Regions from separate parts of the Homo sapiens genome. Here region 1 is linked to region 2. Evidence: chromatin contacts called from ENCODE Hi-C data. All regions are on one chromosome and are shown on one strand. The core of a region is the stretch at or near the end of the contact, and the rest is flanking DNA. Distances in the headings are between cores, read along the strand shown. Region 1 holds the start of PRDM11 (PR/SET domain 11). Region 2 overlaps PRDM11 (PR/SET domain 11).

Region 1 (3,409 bases), core at 703-3,202, 63 kb after region 2:
GAGGGGAGTCCCTCATCTTTGTGAACGTCACCAGGGAAGGAAACGAGACCCTGCCACCAGCTGTTCCTTGGGGCCCTGTCAGTTTGAGACTGGATGGACCACGGTGGGGTCTGTGGGGGCAATTCTGATATTCCCAGGTCAGTACCTTCTGCCGTGATTCTGGGGGAGAACACTTCTTAAACAGTATGCCAGGCCCTGGAACAGGCATTTCATCTTTGCTATCTCATTTAATTTCACAACTTCCTTGCCGGGCAGGTTTTGTTGGACTCAGGGATGGAGACACAAGGCTCAGAGAGGCCAAAGACAACGATGTGAAGTCCAAAGTCAGACAGTGACTATGAGGAGGAGGTAGAATTCAAAGAGAGAAAGCCTTTCCATTAAACTGAATACAGCAAGAGGTCTGGGCTCTATTCCCAGAAGGGAAGGTTTCTACACGTGCCCTATAGAACTCTGCTTGTCCACCTTTCAGAGAGTCGGCGGGCAAAGACTGTGCCCTGCTCCCCAACTACGACCCTACACCTCCAACAATGACCCTAGGAAAGCCCGAACCTTCCTCCCTCCCAAGAGGAAATGTGGGCAAGGACCAGCTTGGTTGCTACAGGCATCATGCTCCACAGAAAATTCTTCTGTCCCCAAACCCCCAAAGTTTATAGGGTTTCCAGGTACCAAGAGCAATCTCTCATCATTGCCTCCTGGCCCCACGCACAAAGGGCTGGGTGTGTTTCCTTACAGCCACTCTAAATTATACAGCACAGCCTTTCTCCACACGAAGCAAACGTCTAGGAAAGAGGAGACGTTTCACATTTTTCTCCCCTAAATCCCAGCCCAGCCTGGGGGGTTCTAAGCCCCCATCTCCCAACTGGGCTCTAGACACACACCAGCAATTTTTCACCAGCATCGCCCAAGACATTGGTATTCTCTTTGCAGCGACTCGCCTAGAGCACGCTGGCCTTGACCGGAGAGAGGTCATTGGCCGCTAAGTTTCTGCAGTTTCTGCATAGGAGAGTACCTTGGGGACTGCGAGTGGGGGGTGGAGGCTACGCTCCGGAGAGGTTTCCCGAAGAGTCTACACCGCAACTGACACTTAAAACGCATTCCAGAAATGCCCTCCGGCTCGGCCACGCTTCGCGGGCAATCGCGAACCGCGATGGAGAAGGCTTCGTCGCATCCCAAAGGACGCCTCCCACCTTCATCCCCGAGCACCCCGCAGCAGCCCCCGGCGCGGGGCCGAGGGCGTCCGCGAGAACTAGGCCGGCGGCCGCGGCGAGCCCTCTGGCGTCGGCGTCCGCGCCCCGCCCCGTCCGTGTCACCGCGTTCTCATTCCGAGCGCTCGGCCCGGGCCGCCACTCCCATTGGTCGGCGGCCACGTCCGTCAGCGGGCGCGCCGCTTGCGGAGAGAAAAGGCTACATTGTAACAAGGCGAGGAGCGAGCGAGCTGGGAGGAAGGAGGCGGAGGGCGGCCCCCGGCTCCCGCGGCGGCGGCAGCTACCTGCCGAGGGTTCACCCACCTCGCGGCCACGGCGGGCCGCCCCCCACCCCGCGCCGGCGCCGTCCGGACCCCCGCCCCGCGCCCGCGCCGAGACCCCCGGCCGCCCCCGCCCCCAGCCGCCGCTCCCGGCCCCCGCACCGGCGGCCCCCGCGCTCGCTGGCAAACTGCCGAGCGCTCTCCGAAGCCATTTTCAATGGCCACATTGGCTACCGGGGCTGACTCACCTTCCCGGGAATGCTGCGGCAGCCGCGGGGCCCGGGCGGCGAGAGCGGCCCGGCGGGCGGCTCGGCGGAGGCGGCGCGGCCTCGGCTGGCGGCCCCCGCGGAGGGAGCGGCCGCGCTGCGGGCGCGCTGGTCCCCGGCGAGGCAAAGTTTCAGCGCCAGCCTCGGCGCGGCGGCGGCGGCGACTCGCTGCTGCTCTCCTCCCCTGCTTTGACCACCATCTTATTAGTACAGGAAATGACATGGAAAACGGAAGAAAGCGGCGTTTGGGGCAGACGCGGACCCCCCAATTCAGGGGCCGGAGCCGGGACTCACCAGCCGCGTCCCGACCCGGCCCCGGAGAAAACTCCCGGGGCCCCTTAGGCCCGCGCCCTGCCCGGAGGGGGGAACCCGGCTCTCCAAACCCAAAGGGAGAGGGAGCGTTTTATAATCCAGCCCGTGGAGAAATCGAGAAAAAAATAGATGAAAAAAAGAAAAGGTTAAGAGAGAACTTTCGAACTGGGATACTTTTTTGGGGTCAGAAGTAAAAGTTCTCAAATTTTAATAAAGTCATTGTGAGGGGGGCTCCCTGGCTCTCCCGGTCGCGTGGCTGTCCATTTGGAACCAAATAGTCGGGGGGAGTCGACGCGTTTGGATTTTTAACCCTTTCAGGGCTCCGCGGCTGGCCCCCTCCCGGTCCCATTTAACCCTTTGAATGCTCAGCAGTTTGGAGATACAAACTGAAGTTGCGAGACGCAGGCGTCCCGCGAAGGCTGAGGGTGAGGGGCTTGGGGTTCGTTAAAAATATTAACTCTTTATGTGGGGTTGCGGTTTTGTAGTCACGAATCGCACATGTTCTTCAAGTCAAAATATGTTACAGAGGGAGAGAGATTCTGAGAACTGGAGGGGCTGGTCCCTGGCTGGCTTGGAAAAGATGTTTAAGCGGCATTCACTTGCTCGATTCCTCAGTTTCTCCATCTGTGAAATGGGATTCGACATCACAGAGAGGGGGTGAAGAGGGAAAGACTGGGCCGGGGGTGGAATTGTCACAGAGTGCTTGAGTGCTTGACATGCTTTCCTGAGCGCCTGGAAAACTGACAGGTTGCGATGGGGCTGGAAGCCTTGGAGGAGGGCAAGGGACACTGCAGGGTGGCGTAACCAGGACAACCATTCCCCAATCAACCCCTTTCTCGTGGCGTCCTCTACAAGTCCTGTGGCCCAATGGCGACGTCTCTCCTACCAAGGGAGGATGCTCTGTGCAAGCTCCAAAATTGGGGCAGTAAACCCCAGTTGGTGATTCCCAGGAAGGCACCTGGGCGAGGCGCTGTCCAGTGCTTTCCCCAAACATCCACGAAGCCCTGCAAGAGTTGCCCAGACGGCCCCCAGAGGGTACTACCCCAGGGAAGCCTCCTCCCAAGGCGGAAGGAGTTCCGTGTCAACCTTGCTGCTGGCGATCCGCAGATGGGCGTTCATGGTCAGATGGGCGTTCATGGTCAGATGGGGGTGCTCATGGCTTTTGGAATCTGGATGTGGAGCTGGAGGCGGTGGGGGTGATGAGGGAGGGAGCACTGTGGGTACCACATCATTTGTTTCCCTTGACTCTGGCGTCACAAACACAGCTTCTTGGAATCTCATGCCTGTTACTGGCTGTGTGATCTGGAGCAACTGGCTTCACCTCTCTGAGCCTTTATTTCCCACATCTGCAAAGTGGTGCACAGTA
Region 2 (3,711 bases), core at 442-2,941:
GCAGCACATGCTGACAGGCTGAAGAAACTGGCAGGACAGTGCAGAGCAGGAGAGCCACCTCTGCAACCAGCCCTGCTGTCCCCCTGTCCCCCAAGGCAGGCTTCCAGTTCAGTCACATCGTGCTCCCATCCACAGGGGCCATCGGACAGACTGCTCCTTGCAGCCGGACACAGGGAGGGGGCCCAGCCTCTGCACATGTGGGTCCTGCTTTCTGGTGACCAAGGGTATGGGCTGATCCCTGTGGCAGGATTAAATGATGTATGGGCTGACCCTACTGACAGGCAAGCCCTCCCTGCCTGGATCTGCGGACTCAACTCAGAACCACCCCCCAGGAAGGTGATGGGGAGGACAGACAGGTTTATCTTACAGTTACCTCATGCCTCCCAGGGGTCCTGGGGGCTCACTTGGGCCAGCTTGGTAAGAGTCCTGTGTCTCTTGGCAGTGTTTGGTGGGACAGCAGCCATCCCCTGAGATCCCAGAGACCTGTCTAGCATGGCCAGTGTTGGAAGGAGTGAGACCCGGCGAGGTGATGCTGCTCCTTCCCTCCCAGGTCCCCGTTCTGCCAAGCCCCTGGCCGAGTGCTGCCGCAGCTGGCCACTGCCAGGAAAAGGAGGGCTGTGAGCCTGCCATGGGGGTGAGCGGGCTCTGCCTGATGGCACACTCGGGCTCCCTGCCAGCCCAGGTTACCTTTGGTGGCCTCATTACATTCAGTCTCAGGGAGATGGAGGGGTGAGCGGAGCAGGATGCAGGGAACAGGCTTTACTGGATGCTGACCCCCCCATTTTTTCTTATCACGGGGTGGAATCCTCTTAAGACTTAGGAAAACACTGATTCACAGGAAGCCAGCAGACCCGGGTTCAAGTCCTGCTTCTGAATTGAGCTCAGGGCCACCTTGGTTTTCAGAGCTTACTTTCTGCATTGCAAGGAAGTTGAACTAAATGGTCTCCATGTTCTTTTCCAGTCCTAAACATCTGACTCTGTGAACTGCCACCTGTCAGGAGCCCCAGCCAAACAGGAAGCAAGTGGATCACAATGGCAGGGGGCCCGGGAAGGGAAGGTGCAAGTGAGTCTTTGCAAAGCACCTTCCCATGGGCTGAGCCACGGCTGCTTCCCTGGGGCCCCTCCTGCCTGGCTCCCACCACTCACGAGCCGGTCAGGCAGACGGCCTCTAGTGGGGACTGCAGCTGGCGGGGCACGGGGGAGATGTGCAGAAGTGGAAAGGAAGGGTTGCAGTCCCTGCGGAGGCCTTTAGTGCTCCCCCTTCTGCTGAGCCCCAACTAGAACTCCAGCCCCAAGGGACACCCGCCTCGGCCGCTGGGGCCCTGGCTTCAAAGTGCATGTGAGACACAGGAAGTAGAGAGGAAAGGCAGGGACAAGTACAGAGGGAGAAGAGGGGTGGGGAGCGGGTGGCGGAGCAGCCAGGAGGATGGAGAGGGAGCTGAGAGGCAGCACACAGAAAAGTGGGGGCAGGCAGCGTGGCTCAGGCAGGGGAGTAATAATAGAGGAACAAAGCAGTCAGGACCAGACACAGAAAGGAACTGATCTTTCCATGGCCCGGCCCGGGCCTTCACAGCTTGGCCGCCTCGTCTCCAGCCCCCTCCCCCGCGCTGCTACACTTGGGCTTTCCTGGCTTCTCACTGTTCCTGGAACGTGCCAAGCGCCTTCCTGATGCGGGGCCTCGTACATGCTGTTCTCTGCCTGCGCGCCTCCCCTCCCCTTCTCCGCGCCCCACGCTGCTGCCTGGCCTGGTTAACTCTTACTCTTCACATCCTAGTCCGCTGGACTTCTTCAGGGAGCCCTCCCCAGTCCCCAGTGGAGCCAGTTTTACCCACTCCTTAACTCTCAGACAGAGCTGCTACATAACCTGCAGGGTCAAATGCAAAATGAAAACGTGGGGCCCCTGGCTCAAAAACTATGAAGAATGTCCAGATGGCGACAGCAGAGCCTGAAACCCCGCGGCCCCTGTGACTGTTCAGGTTGCATGCTCATGAAGTCAGCCCTGCTCTCGGGACCTCCTGGACTCCTGTGTCCTCCATCCCTTCGTTTCCAGTTTACTCGTGCAATTATTTAACGTTGGTTTATTCCTAGGAGTCCAGGGTCTCCCCAAGAGCAGGGCCTGCGTGGGGTTTACACACAGCTGTCTTCCCAGCTCCTAGCACGGCTCTGGCACGGAGATGCTCAGTAAATATTCGAGAATGAATGCAAAAAGGGATGGAGAGGAGAAGAGTGGGAGAAGGAGGGGAGGATGGAAAGAGTGGGCTGGACAGAGAGGGACAGGAGAGAACCAGAGGGAAAGTCGGTGGGAGACTGTGGACTGTAAGCTGGGGGGCAGGCAGCCGGCTGGGTGGCGGGGGGGACTGGTGATACTCACAGCTGGTCGAAGGGCTGTCGGTGCCATCCAGTTCCGCCCTGGGGAAGCCGCGCCCTGCACGGGCCGTGAGCAGCGCCGACTTGATGGCCCTCTCGTGGGCCGTGAGCACGATGGTGGGGGCCCGGCCCCCGGCCCCAGGGCCCGACAGGGACTGCTGCATGAAGGCCAGCTTGTCCTTGGTCCTCCGTTTCATGTCATCCCATCTGTGCTTAATGTCCTTGACGGAGCGGGGCACCTGGCTGACGGAGGTGATTTTCCGGGCTATGCCTTCCCAAATCTTGTCCCTGTCAGCATGGGACAGCCGCATGGTCTCCCTCCCAAAGAGCACTGCTTCATGGTGGGTCACCTCTGTGACAAGAATGTCCAGCTCCTCCTTGGAGAACTTGGGCTTCCTCTTACGCTCAGCCAGGTGTGCCACATTCCTTGGGTTGAATATCCCACAAAGCACAATTGGGTAAATGACCGTCAATGCAGGTGGTTCTCCTTCCTAATTGCTGGCCCCCAGCTGGGGAGCCAGGAGGCACCTGGGGCAACCTGGCCCCCACCACACCCTCCTCCTACTGAGAGGTCCCTTCCACTACTCCTCGGAGGGGAGGGTGGAAAGAAGAGACGGCGTTACATGGGAGGGAGCACTGAACTCAGAGTCGAAGGCCTTGGTTTCAGGGCCTGCTTTAGCTCTTACTAGCGGTGAGAGCTAGGGCAGTTCATGTTCAACCTTTCACACCTTATTCTCCCTGTCCAGAATAACAACCACAACTCTTCGGGTTTATTACTAAGGAGGGAAACACATCATGATGTAAGGGGCTTAAAATCTCTTAAAGATAGCAGTAAAGGATCTTATTGAAATTAGGATTAGCCCATTGCCTCTATAAAGCGATATTTACCTACAGCCCTACAGCTGAATGAATGGCTCGGAAGAATACGTAACCAGGGAAACTATTTACACTGGCTACCGTTGGGTGTAGCAGTGACAATGCCATGATTAGGGTGTGGCCACAGAAAGCTTATTCTGCCTAGTGGCTCTCTTCCCCTTCCCCGTCCCGGTCAGTTCTCCAAGCCCCCACCTTTGCATATGTGCAGGCAAACAGGTTTCCTTCCCATGGGAGTGCTTTCTTCGGGGGTGGGCTGCTGTGACTTTTTGGTAGAATTTGAGAAGCCCACGACTGTCCTGAGGGAGTCAAGTTCCACTTTGGTGGACACCAGGGGGACCTGGGATTCCCTCTCAACTGAGCAGCCAGAGGCCCTGGGCAAGGGGCACAGCATGGCCCTTCCATCCCACTTGGCTCCTGCTCTGGCTTTGGAACTTGATTTCTCCACATCGTGGCTCTGTCACCCTTTTA

The links. Hi-C counts contacts between places; a loop is a spot of excess contacts on that map. Pooled maps may share reads with other maps.
Region 1: a map of heart left ventricle shows a loop between it and region 2 (12-fold over the local background). The contact joins the promoter of PRDM11 here to the enhancer-like site in region 2. A Hi-C loop is called at or near these places in 20 of 168 maps with a recorded cell type or tissue (Right ventricle myocardium inferior, ascending aorta, chondrocyte and 11 more), 1 of 37 single-sample maps with no recorded cell type and 23 of 50 pooled maps.

Annotation. Positions count from the first base shown.
Region 1 is chr11:45,145,182-45,148,590 of GRCh38, reverse strand. It overlaps PRDM11 (PR/SET domain 11), which reads right to left and starts at 1,952. Exons shown (of 8, transcript NM_001384648.1): 1 at 1,714-1,952. It overlaps LOC105376652 (a long non-coding RNA gene), which reads left to right and starts at 1,808. Exons shown (of 6, transcript XR_931241.3): 1 at 1,808-3,409. RefSeq lists silencers at 1,202-1,391, 1,472-1,551.
Region 2 is chr11:45,207,956-45,211,666 of GRCh38, reverse strand. The region is part of intron 5 of PRDM11 (PR/SET domain 11); the gene reads right to left. Among named protein-coding and RNA genes, the nearest start is that of PRDM11, 63 kb to the right of the region's middle. RefSeq lists enhancers at 25-771, 772-1,519, 1,520-2,267. Within about 2 kb of position 1,691, at least 24 of the 41 ENCODE cell types and tissues checked have a DNase peak (open chromatin) inside an H3K27ac peak, as active enhancers do; they include ascending aorta, heart left ventricle, heart right ventricle and 5 more, where a contact is called at or near this core.